Regions from separate parts of the Mus musculus genome. Here all the other regions are linked to region 3. A link is a loop called in an ENCODE intact Hi-C map of the cell type or tissue named here. Cell type or tissue: gastrocnemius. All regions are shown on one strand.

The links. A loop is a pair of places that touch in the nucleus more often than their neighbours do. Peaks named below come from ENCODE experiments on the same cell type or tissue, not always from the same donor. Only the 100,000 strongest peaks of a DNase experiment are listed, where the experiment ranks them.
Region 1: it touches region 3 in a loop (2.4-fold over the local background); 13 of 42 quality-filtered maps call a loop at or near these places.
Region 2: a loop joins it to region 3, with 2.9 times the contacts of the local background. A loop is called at or near these places in 12 of 42 quality-filtered maps.

Annotation. Positions count from the first base shown.
Region 1 is chr10:60,064,240-60,068,239 of GRCm38, forward strand. It overlaps Ascc1 (activating signal cointegrator 1 complex subunit 1), which reads left to right. Exons shown (of 11, transcript NM_026937.3): 9 at 84-169. Among named protein-coding and RNA genes, the nearest start is that of Spock2, 40 kb to the right of the region's middle. In gastrocnemius, a CTCF peak has its summit at 2,490 (motif pointing left); a DNase peak (open chromatin) is centred at 2,497.
Region 2 is chr10:60,070,989-60,074,988 of GRCm38, forward strand. All of the region lies in intron 9 of Ascc1 (activating signal cointegrator 1 complex subunit 1), which reads left to right. Among named protein-coding and RNA genes, the nearest start is that of Spock2, 33 kb to the right of the region's middle. In gastrocnemius, no CTCF peak of the experiment used is centred here; no DNase peak of the experiment used is centred here.
Region 3 is chr10:60,003,814-60,007,813 of GRCm38, forward strand. It overlaps Ascc1 (activating signal cointegrator 1 complex subunit 1), which reads left to right. Exons shown (of 11, transcript NM_026937.3): 2 at 982-1,114; 3 at 3,914-4,000. The coding sequence starts at 1,006. Among named protein-coding and RNA genes, the nearest start is that of Anapc16, 2.7 kb to the left of the region's middle. In gastrocnemius, a CTCF peak has its summit at 1,691 (motif pointing left); a DNase peak (open chromatin) is centred at 1,659; H3K4me3 peaks cover 394 bases; H3K27ac peaks cover 458 bases.

The DNA of each region.
Region 1 (4,000 bases), 60 kb after region 3:
TTGCTAGGAGGCCTGGGGACCAACAGGGCAGGTACAAACAGCCTGTTCAGCTTCCTCTCACACTGTCTCTGTGTTATTTACAGCGGAAGGCAGGTACAATCTCTACACAGCAGATGGCAAATATATCTTCAAGGAGAGAGAGTCTTTTGATGGCCGGAACATTTTAAAGGTCAGTATGATGTCGAGTGGCATGGAGGTCTTTTGGCGCATGCCCCGAATGAGGAAGAAGTAAGGTGTTGCCTTTTCACACTGCCATGCTTCCTGCTGCTTCTCCTGAAAGGATGCAAAGTGTTGTAGTGTCAGAGAGAGGGTGATGGGGGAGATCCCTAGATCCATCTGGCTGACCATCCATCCTCTTCGCACCTCAAGAGTGTTTGCAGTCTCTGACTTAAGAAAGACTAACATTTCCCAGTTACTTTGAGACTTGGTTTGAACCCAGTGCGTTTCACTTTATACTCTAGAGGTTTGAGCTTGCATTTTTAAAGTGAAAAAAATGTTTTGATCTAGTACATTTTTCTCTTCACCCACAGAGTTGCTCCCCAAGGTTACTTCTAGTCTATTTTTACTCAGGAGCAGCCTGTGTCCTAAAAGAAGGTAGTCAGTGTCTTGACTGCTGAGACCTCACTGTTCTGAATCACAGTCAACTTTGAGACAGGAAAATGCAAGTTCTTCTGCCCTGCATTCTCTCTCCTGCATACTGCCTCTGTTACAGCTGCAGCCAGGTGACATGCTGTGGCTCCTCTGGGCAGAGAAACAGACAGGTCATTGATGAGTCTCATGTTTGCTGATGGTTTAGGTCACACAGTTTCAAGGCCATGAATGTTTTCTAGAGGTAGAGAGGTGTGCATGTCTATTAGTCAGAGTTCTCTGGAGTGACAGAATTGATATTTACATTTTTATCTTGTATATATCTATCTCTGGATGGAAAGTCCATCTCAGCTGGTCTTCAGTACATACTAGAATCCCAGAGAAGTCAGTTCTGATACTAGCGAACTTGCTGACAAGAGTGAGAGCAAACAGGCAAAGGGCAAAAGCTTCCTTTGTCTGTGTCCTTTATATAGCCCGACAAGAAGGCATGGCCCAGATTTAGGGTGGGTTTTACCACATCAAATGATCTGGATTCAGATGACCCAGGCAAGGAAAAAAACTCCTCACAGGTGTACCCAGCCCTCACAGGTGTGCCCAGCCCTCACAGGTGTGCCCAGCCCTCACAGGTGTGCCCAACCCTCACAGGTGTGCTCAGCCCTCACAGGTGTGCCCAGCCCTCACAGGTGTCTCCAGCCCTCACAGGTATGCTCAGCCCTCATAGGTGTCTCCAGCTCTCACAGGTGTGCCCAGCCCTTACAGGTGTGCCCAGCCCTCACAGGTGTGCCCAGCCCTCACAGGTGTCTCTAGCCCTCACAGGTGTGCCCAGCTCTTACAGGTGTGCACAGCCCTTACAGGTGTGCTCAGCCCTCACAGGTGTCTCCAGCCCTCACAGGTATGCCCAGCCCTCACAGGTGTGCTCAGCCCTCACAAGTGTCTCCAGCCCTCACAGGTATGCCCAGCCCTTACAGGTGTGCTCAGCCCTCACAGGTGTGCTCGGCCCTCACAGGTGTCTCCAGCCCTCACAGGTGTACCCAGCCCTCACAGGTGTGCCTAGCCCTCACAAGTGTCTCCAACCCTCACAGGTGTGCCCAGCCCTCACAGGTGTCTCCAGTCCTCACAGGTGTCTCCTGCTCTCACAGGTGTGCCCAGCTGCTTTGGTTTTAGTTGACTCTGGGTGTAGTCAAGACTATCCATCACAGTGTGTAACAGTAGTGAGAGCCACTGCATCTTAGATGCGCTGGCCTTTACCCCTCCCTTCCCTGCTTTCATCCTAAAGGTTCTTCACAGAAAGCTCCTTTCCATGACTTGTACCACAGGCTGTTTGAGCTTCATTTGAATTCCATGAGAACCAAGTTGGTTTTAAGACATTCCTAAAGATTTCTTTCTCCATTGTTCTTTTAAAAAAAGAAAAAGAAAAAAAAGATATAACAAAACCAAACATAACCAAGTATAATAACAACAAAACCCAAGTCTGCCTGACACAGCTGGGCTAAGCCTGAAATCCCTCATTTAGGAAATGGAGGGAGAAGCATGAGGAAGTCAGAGTCCTCCACACCCATATAGCGAGACTGAGGCTGGCCTGAGATACATAAGACCCTTCCTGAAAACCAAAGAAACAAACAAAAGCTATGAACAGAAAATTCCCAGACCAAGGCAATAGAGGAAGAGAAGCATTGAATCCTACAGAAGAATGGAAGTGTTAATTACAGTGGAATTCATCATCAACCTGCCACAAGCCTATCATAGATGAAAAGCTAGCAGTCACGGTGAGGGTTCACACCTGTGGTAGAATGCTTGTCCTGAACCATAGGCAGGACTATCAGTTTGGGGAGAAAGATCCCTTGAAGTTTCCTGACCTGAACAACCCTGTGGTGATGTGAGTGTAGCTCCCTCTAGTGTTGACAAGCCACAGTACCCTTCCTCATGCCCAGGTGGGCTTTGAGCTGGGCCCAGTGAGAGTTTGGAGACATGAATCTCTCACACAGGGCCCACTGTGGTTAGACTTGCAGGAAAGCAATTTTAGTTATCGGCGCAGACTGGAATCTACAAGATACTCAGAACTTTGGGCTTTAGCATTTCCCTGCTGCTTTGTGCAAGGGTAGTCGGTATTTAGGTGGAAATCATGAGATATCTGAGGTCATGTCTGTCAGAACCAGAGTAATGCCTGATTAAAACTCTTAAGTTGGGGCAGACATTTGGGTGTGGGGCATAACACAGTGATAGAACAGGTGTCCATGTGTCTTAGTCAGGGTTTCTATTCCTGCACAAACATCAGGACCAAGAAGCAAGTTGGGGAGGAAAGGGTTTATTCAGCTTACACTTCCACATTGCTGCTCATCACTAAAGGAAGTCAGGACTGGAACTCAAGCAGGTCAGGAAGCAGGAGCTGATGCAGAGGCCATGGAGGGATGTTACTTACTGGCTTGCTTTCCCTGGCTTGCTTGGTTTGCTTTGTTATAGAACCCAAGACTATTAGCCCAGGGATGGCATCACCCACAATACCCACCCCCCCCATCACTAATTGAGAAAATGCCTTACAGCTGGATCTCATGGAGGCATTGCCTCCAGGGAGGCTCCTTTCTCTGTGATAACTCCAGCTGTGTCAAGTTGACACAAAACCAGCCAGTACACCATGTAAGGTGGACGCTGGGTCCAAGCTCCAGCAACAAAATCTTGACAATTAGAGTCCCGTTCTGAGTACACCAACTGGACAAGAGATCGCTTTCTGCTCTGAAGGCGAGGCAGCGGTTAGTCTTCCTGCCTCTAAGGGGGCACATTATCAGGCAGTTACAGTGTAAAATCATGGGCAGATGTGTGGAAGAAAAATGTGTGCCCTTGTATCCCTGGGCAGGGCACCCTCTAATCTCTCTCATTCCCCTTAGTTTAATTCTTAATCGTTAGTTTCAGGAGATAGAACCTTTCACCTGTGTTTCAACCAAAGGAATAAATCTCTCTAAAAAATGAAGGCATTGTGAGTGTAACTGCCATTCCAGCCCAGTGCAAATCCACCCAACATAACTGTAGTCTGCCACCGTATGGATTTGTTCTGCTAACTACAACATGAGAAGCCATGTTCTCTGAAACCCTTGAAATGAAAGAAAATATTCAGAAAACAGATAGATTGTTTTTATATTTCAACAATGAAATTTTTCTTATTTTAATTTTTGTTTTTTTGAGACAGGGTCTTATTCTGTAGCCTTGGTTGGCTTGGAACTCACTACGTAGACCAGGCTGGCCTTGAAGTCATGGAGATCTGTCTTCCTCTGCCTCCCAAGTCCTGGGATTATAGGCATGCACCATCACTCCTGGCTTACTTTGCATTTTAAATTGCATGTGGAGGCCCAAGGACATCTTTGGTTTCTCCCTCCCACCGAAAAGGTCCCCAGGATCTAGTCAGGCAGTCAGACTTGGT
Region 2 (4,000 bases), 67 kb after region 3:
GTTTAAATGAGGCTCACTCTTGGTCTTCGCAGCACATCGTATGGGTGCATCCACCTCTGCAGTAGCACACAGAGCAGCTTCATGGTCTCTACCAGGTTTTTCCCCTCCCTCCCTCCCTCCTTGCACCCCCTCCCTCCCAGCCACTAAGGGCGCCTGAGCTTTCACCTGTCTACAGAGCATCCTCCAGTAGAAATCACAGCTGCAAGATGCATTTATGTTCCCTTCATGCCTTTTCTTTTTTAATATTTATTTTTATTATTTTATGGGCTTGAGTATTTTGCCTGCATCTATTTCTGTGTACTGTATTCATGCGCGGTGCCCACAGATGTCAGAAGAGGGCATTGGATCCCCTGGAACTGGTGTTCCAGACAGCTGTGCAGTGCCTTGTGTGTCTGAAAGAGTATCCAGTACTCCACCGCTGAGCCGTCCCTCCAGCCCCTCTTGATGCCTCACTGTGGCTCAGCGGCTTATTCCTTTATTGCTGGATGATGCTCCGCTGTCTAGTTGTCCCAAGCTTTCTCCTTCACCTCACTGAAGGACTTCTTGATTGCTTCCAAATTGTGGCAGTTACAAATAAAGTTATAAATGTCTTTGAATAAATAACAAAGAGCACAGTGGCTGGATCATGTGTTAAGAGTATGCTTAACATATATATTTTAAATACTCAGTTGTCTTCCACACGAGCTGTACCATTTCGGATTCCCACAGCAATGACTGAGAGTTCCTTTGATTCTGTGTCCTTGTCACTTTTGGTCTTTTTCAGTGTTTGGAGGGTAGTTCATTCTTTTTTATTTATATTCTTTTAAAATTTGTGCATGTGTGTCTATTCCTACATATACCACGGTGCACACATGGAGGCCAGTGGGCAATATCCAGGGATCAGTTCTCTTCTGCTGTGGAATACAGGGGTGGAATGCAAGTAGTCAGACTTGCACATGTCATTGCACATTGACCCCGTTGCCTGCCTAGGTTTGTCCCTCTGTCTAGCACATAGCAGTGCCCAGCTGTCTTAATTTGCAGTTCTCTGCAATGCACAGTGTTGAGCACTTTCCAGATACATCCTTGACATGTGTGTCTTCTTTGGTGCTTTCTGTTCAGGTCTTTTTTGATTCATTTTTATAAAGAATGGAATGTCAGACTAGAGAGATGGCTCAGTGGTTAAGAGCACCAACTGCTCTTCCAGAGGTCCTGAGTTCAATTCCCAGCAACCACATGGTGGCTCACAACCATCTGTAATGAGATCTGGTAAGAGGGTATCTGTAATGCCCTCTTCTGGTGTGTCTGAAGATAGCGACAGTGTACTCAGCTAGACCAACTCACCGGGAGGACATAAGAACAGGCTCTGGGTTGCTCTGCGGGTATCTGGTGCTGCTCTGTGAGCACAGCCCACTCATCCAGCTTTCCTGTAGGTGCTGCTGTGAGTCTGTCCTTATAGGTGCTGCTGTGAGTCTATCCTTTCCCGTTCCCTTGTTGCCAGTCTGGTTTCCAGGATCAGGCCACACAGGGTGTGGTGGCTCCACTTCCTGCGCTGTCTGTTTTCACTCCATTTCCCTCTTCTCCTACCTTCATAGTAGGGTTTAAGGTGGTCTGGCGTCACTCCTCTGACTGTTCTTCCATATTGATTTGGCTAATTTGTTTTTTTTTCCTTTCTCAATAAACTTTAGAATCAGTTTGTCAATATCCATAGGATAATTTTTCTGGGGGTTTGATTGTGGTTGTTTTAAATCAATAGATCAAGTTGGATCTGCCCATAAATTATTTAGTTTTAGGGTTTTGTTGTTGTTGTGGGGTTTGTTTTGTTATTTTTCATTAGAGTTTTGTGGTTTTCTTGAAGTAGATACTACTTAATTTTATTAGCTTTGTATCATCCCTTTTGGGGTATTAGTATAAATAATACTGGATGATGACGATGATGATTTCTGGTTGTGAATCACCATGTAGGTGCTGGGAATCAAACCCAAGTCCTCTGGGAGAAATGCCAGTGCTCTTAACTGCTGATTTATCATCACTCTAGTCCTGTGCTCTGCCCCTACTCCCCTTCTTGACACAGGGTTTCTTTGGGTATCCCAGAGGGAGTTCCAGGACAGCCAGCTTGGCCTTAAACTCAAGAGTTCTGGCTGCCCCTGTCTCTGAAGTACTGGGATTAAAGACATGAGCCACTACTGCCCAGCTTCCAGCCTCTATTTTAGGGTCAAATTCTGATTGTTCATTGACAATAAATATAAAACTGAAATTTTGAGTATTAATCTTGTGTCTTACAAGCTTGATATTATCACTAAATCTATGAAAAGTGGTTTTGTTGTTGTTTTTGTGACATGTTCTCACTATGTTGCCATGGTTGGCCTGGAACTTGGTATGTAGACCAGGCCATCCTTAAACTCAACAGTTCTGCCTATCTCTGCCTCCTGAGTATTGGGATTGAAGGCATGCACCACTATGCTCAACTTTTGGACTTTAAAAAAAAAATCTATTTATTTTATGTATGTGAATGTGGTTGTCTTCAGACACACCAGAAGAGGGCATCAGATCCCATTACAGATGGTTGTGAGCCACCACGTGGTTGCTGGGAATTGAACTTAGGTCCTCTGGAAGAGCAGTGCTCTTAACCACTGAGCTAGCTCTCCAGCCCAGCTTTTGGAATTTTTATCTAGCATCCAGGTTCTAGACCATCATGTCATCTGTGACAAAAGACAGTTTATTGCCTTATTCCAAATATGTCTTCCTCTTACTTTGTCTCTTACTTCCCAGCTGGGACTTTGAGTATGGATGGAAGGCAGGGGTGTCCGCATCTTTGCCTTGCCCTTGACTTAGCAGGAAAATGTCAGGTCTCTCACCATTCAGTAGGGTAGCTGTGCAGTCCATTCGTCCTGAGCCCTAGTGTTTTATGAGACAGACGCTCCCTCAGTAACTTAGGCCAGCCTTGAACTCATGATTCTGCTGCCTCAGCCTCCCGGGATATGAGCCTCCACATTTGCTCCAGTTCTTCACTCCTAGACTGCACAGCACAGGTAGCAGTTTGTCGGTCCCAGCTCTATTTTCCCGAGTTATCCTCGATGCTGGCTTTGAGCTGTGATTCTCGTGCCCTCCTGTGTCGCTTGGGTGGTTCTGTTTCCTAACTTCCATAGTAGGCCTAAGGAGAGTTACTGACTTTTTGGTCTGTTGAGACTTTTTACTTGTTTTTTTATTTTTATTTGTGTGTGTGTGTTCATGTGTGACATGAGCACAGTTTGCCTGAGCCATGGGATGCATGTGGCACTCAGAGGTCATCTTTCCAGAACTGGTTCTGTCCACTGACTGGGAGGGAGCCAGTGGTTGAACTCAGGCCCTTAGGCTTGCCGGGCAAGAGTCTTTATTATCTGCTGAGTGGTCTCACTGGCTCTTGCTTACTTAAAGCTGACTGCTAAACTTTTTTCATGATGGACCAAAAACCAGGAGTCTCACAGCTTTAAAAAAAAGGTTTATTGAAGGCTAGAGATACAGCTCTGTCGGTATAGTGCTTTCCAGGAAACACTGGGTTTGGTTCCCAGTACCACATGAACCAGGTGTGCCGGTACATGCCTGTAATTGTAGCACTTGTGAGGTACAGATAGAATGGTCAAGAGTCTGAGGCCAGCATGTGGGACCCTGTCTCAAATAAATATATACGTACATAAAATGTTAATTGCAATGCAAAATCAATAGAAAGTGTATTCTCTTACTTGTCGAAGAGAATTGTGTTTATTATATAGTAATTCTCAGCTCAAGCATTGCTATCCCTGGAAAGTGCTTCTTTATTACTTGGCTTTTTAAAATCTTTTTCCCTCAAACCCCAAACTTTCCTGAAACTGATCACCAAGACCATTGCAGTATGGGAAGATGAGCAGCTTCCCCTGCGCTTGGGTCTCAGTCACTGTCGCCAGATTCATGCTGCATATGGCGTACAACTTGAAAAAGAAGAGTGGTTTGTTTTTTTGTTTGTTTGTTTGTTTGTTTGCTTATTTGTTTTTGAGACAGTTTCCTG
Region 3 (4,000 bases):
GGAGGCAGTGGCCTCGGGAAACTGTTCCTTCTCAGTACTGTGTTGGTCCGAGAACTGTGTTAGTAAGTCATATTTTAATTGTACTGTGATAGGGAAATAAATCTGATTGGAAGGTATTTATTTCTAGCATCTTTAAAACGGCTTACCTCTCTTCCGCGGGTATTGTACCGATGGTTCCTCAATGCGTTATCAAACTGGATACGATAAAATATCATACTGGATAGGGTGAATGAAGCACTCTGCTCATACTTAGGTGGCTAGCAAGACCTCACCCCCTATAGGTTAATCAGACACCTATACAAGAACTTACACTGGTGAGCTCATGGAAAGCGACACTATTTTTGCTTAGGATGTGCTGTGAACTGCCCAGTTGAGGCCTACATAATGGAGTTTTTAATTTAAATTTCTTATTACATTTATTTATTTACGAATGTAGTCTGTGCATATGTTACCTGCCTACACAGCAGAATTTTTTTTTGTTTTTTTGTTTTTTGTTTGTTTTTTGTTTTTGTTGTTTTTTGGTTTTTTTGAGACAGGGTTTCTCTGTATAGCCCTGGTTGTCCTGGAACTCACTCTGCAGACCAGGCTGGCCTCGAACTCAGAAATCCACCTGCCTCTGCCTCCAGAGTGCTGGGATTAAAGGCGTGCGCCACCACGCCCGGCTAGCAGAATTTTTTAAATTTAAAATTTTATTACATTTATTTATTTAGTCTATGCTACTTGCCTACATAATGGAGTTTCTTTTAACTTAATTTTTTATTACATTTGTTTGTTTATTTCCATATTTTGTCTGTGCGTTTGCTACCTGGCTGCATGTGTAGTCCAGAGGACAACCTGCAGGAGTCAACTTTTTCCTTCTGCCGTGTGGGTCATCGGCCTTGGGAGCAAGTGCCTTTACCTGTTGAGCCATCTTAGTGACCTAAGTATTCATTGTTTAATTAAAAAAAAAAAAATTAAACAAAAGGGCACTTTCTTTTTCAGGACTTTCCTGGAACGTCATTTGTCATGGATGTTCTACGCCCACAGATTGTAACGTTCGATGGACGGAATTATAGAAAGAATCCCATCCAGGAGAAACAGTACCAACATGAAGAAGACGAGGATTTCTATCCTGGTAATCCTGGGGGGTCTCTTAGGTCCCACAAGAGGGAAAATGTTCTTTGTACTGTAAGGGTAATTCTTTGCTTTGTTGCTGCTCAGTGGGTCTAATAAAGCTGACCTCAGATGAGGTGTTCCTGGCTGCAGTTCGTGTGTCAAGATAGATTTCATCCTGGACAGAGGCCTCAGTGCCACGTAGAGTAACTTTTCATTATTTTTATTATTATTAAAAATTATTTATTTTATGTGAGGACATTGTAGCTGTCTACAGACACACCAGAAGAGGACATCAGATCCCTTTACAGATGGTTGTGAGCCACCATGTGGTTGCTGGGAATTGAACTCAGGACCTCTGGTAGAGCATGCAGTGCTCTTAACTGCTGACCTATCTCTCCAGCCCTCATTATTATTTTTTAAATATGTGTGTGTGTACATGTGATCACGGGTGCCCAAGGAAGCCTAAAGGGGTGTTAATTGGATCTCCTGGAACTGGACTCACAGGTGCTTCTGAGCCACTCAGTTGCAGAGTGCTGGGATCAGAACTCAGGTCACCTGCAAGACCAATAAGGGCTCTTAGCTGCTGCGCCCCCCTGTGGAGTACTTGTTAATTACTACTGTTACCTATAAATATTCTGTGGCAAAATTAAACCCCTTTACCTGTGAAATTATAAAAGAATATGAATTATTATTATTACTAATTTTTTTCTTGAGACAGAGTCTCTCTATTATGTAGCCCTGGCTGTCCTGGAACTCACTCTGTAGATCAGGCTGCTCTTGAACTAATAGAGATCCACCTGCCCCTGCCTCCTCAGTACTGGGCTTAAAGGAACGCATCACAGTGCCTGACTAAGAATATGAATTATTAAAATAAAGCCCTGAAGGATTTATTCCAGTGTCAGATAATATTAACTATTGTTATGCTAGTTTTTTTCTTCCTTCTTTGTAGTCATGCCTTGACAGGTCTAAAGACACAACTAACTTTATTTAACATACAGTAATTTTGTAAAAATAAAACAAAAACTAAACAACTAAATAGTTGAGGTGGATCCTAACTATTTTCAGGGCTATGACTGTGGGGTTAGGTTTAGTGTATAAGCAGAGCCTTTCAGGTTCTTTGCAACTCTTCCTTTTCAGTTCCTAAGGGTTTCTACTGAACCTTAAATCTTGGGGTCCCCCCCATGTGATCCTTTTGACTGCCCACTGTCAGCCTTGAGCTCTTTGAGCTTTCCAGTATTTTTTTTTTAATTAGGTATTTTCCTCATTTACATTTCCAATGCTATCCCAGAAGTCCCCCATACCCTCCCCCCACTCTCCTACCCACCCACTCCCACTTCTTGGCCCTGGCGTTCCCCTGTACTGGGGCATATAAAGTTTGCAAGTCCAATGGGCCTCTCTTTCCAGTGATGGCCGACTAGGCCATCTTTTGATACATATGCAGCTAGAGTTAAGAGCTCCGGAGTACTGGTTAGTTCATAATGTTGTTCCACCTATAGGGTTGCAGATCCCTTTAGCTCCTTGGGTACTTTCTCTAGCTCCTCCATTGGGGGCCCTGTGATCCATCCAATAGCTGACTGTGAGCATCCACTTCTGTGTTTGCTAGGCCCCGGCATAGTCTCTCAAGAGACAGCCATATCTGGGTCCTTTCAGCAAAATCTTGCTAGTGTATGCAATGGTGTCAGCGTTTGGAGGCTGATTATGGGATGGATCCCTGGATATGGCAATCACTAGATGGTCCATCCTTTCGTCACAGCTCCAAATTTTGTCTCTGTAACTTCTTCCATGGTTTTTGTTTTTTCGAGACAAGGTTTCTTTGTGTAGCCCTGGCTGTCCTGGAACTCACTCTGTAGACCAGGCTGGCCTCGAACTCAGAAATCTGCCTGCCTCTGCCTCCCAAGTGCTGGGATTAAAGGCGTGCACCACCACTGCTCGGCGAGCTTTCCATTCTTTGTCTCTCCCTCCCTCCGTCCTTCTCTCTCTCTCTCTCTCCCCCCACCCCCGCCTCTCCCCCCTCCCCCTCTCTCCCCTCCTGTCTTTCTCCCCCTCCTCTCCCTATCTCTCCCTCCCTCCCTCCCTCCCTCCCTCTCTCCCTCCCTCCCTCCCTCTCTTTCTCTCTCCCTGTTTTCTTCCTTTCTCCCAGTCCCCCTCCCCAGATGCAGGAACTCTTCCAGGCATTTGTCGTTATACCTAACCTCACTTTTCTCTATGTTGAGTTTTTATGGAAAAAGTTCTCCTAGTACCATTCTTTTTTTTTTTTTTTTAGATTTATTTATTTATTATATGTAAGTACACTGTAGCTGTCTTCAGACACTCCAGAAGAGAGCATCAGATCTCGTTACGGATGGTTGTGAGCCACCATGTGGTTGCTGGGATTTGAACTCAGGAACTTCGGAAGAGCAGTCAGTGCTCTTACCCACTGGGCCATCTCTCCAGCCCTCCTAGTACCATTCTTATTTATTAATAATTCATTGAAGTAATTTTGTGCCCTAACACCAAAATGTACTGACTTCTAGACTTTAAAAGGTGAGTTCATGTGGCATGACCTTCATGTCAACAGGATAATAGTAAAATGTGTTGTTCAGGCACCCTAACTTCGTAGAAAATTCAACTAATTGGTGTGTATATACTACATTCTGGGCTTCTGAGACTGAAGGATTTAAAGTAACCACCATGGTCTTTTTATTTCTCTATGAGCAGATCGAGGTAAAGCAATCACTAGGCTGTTCTTTCCCCTCTTTTAACCCTGAGATTGGTTGTGGGCTAAGGCGGGGGCTGTTCTCCATTGAGCCTTTTTAGACATGTTACGGTTTCTTTGCAGACTCCATGGAATACTCTGATGAGCCCTGCGGTGCCTACGAGGTGGCACAGACCCCTCACGGATTCCGGGCCACCGTCAGTGCCCCTA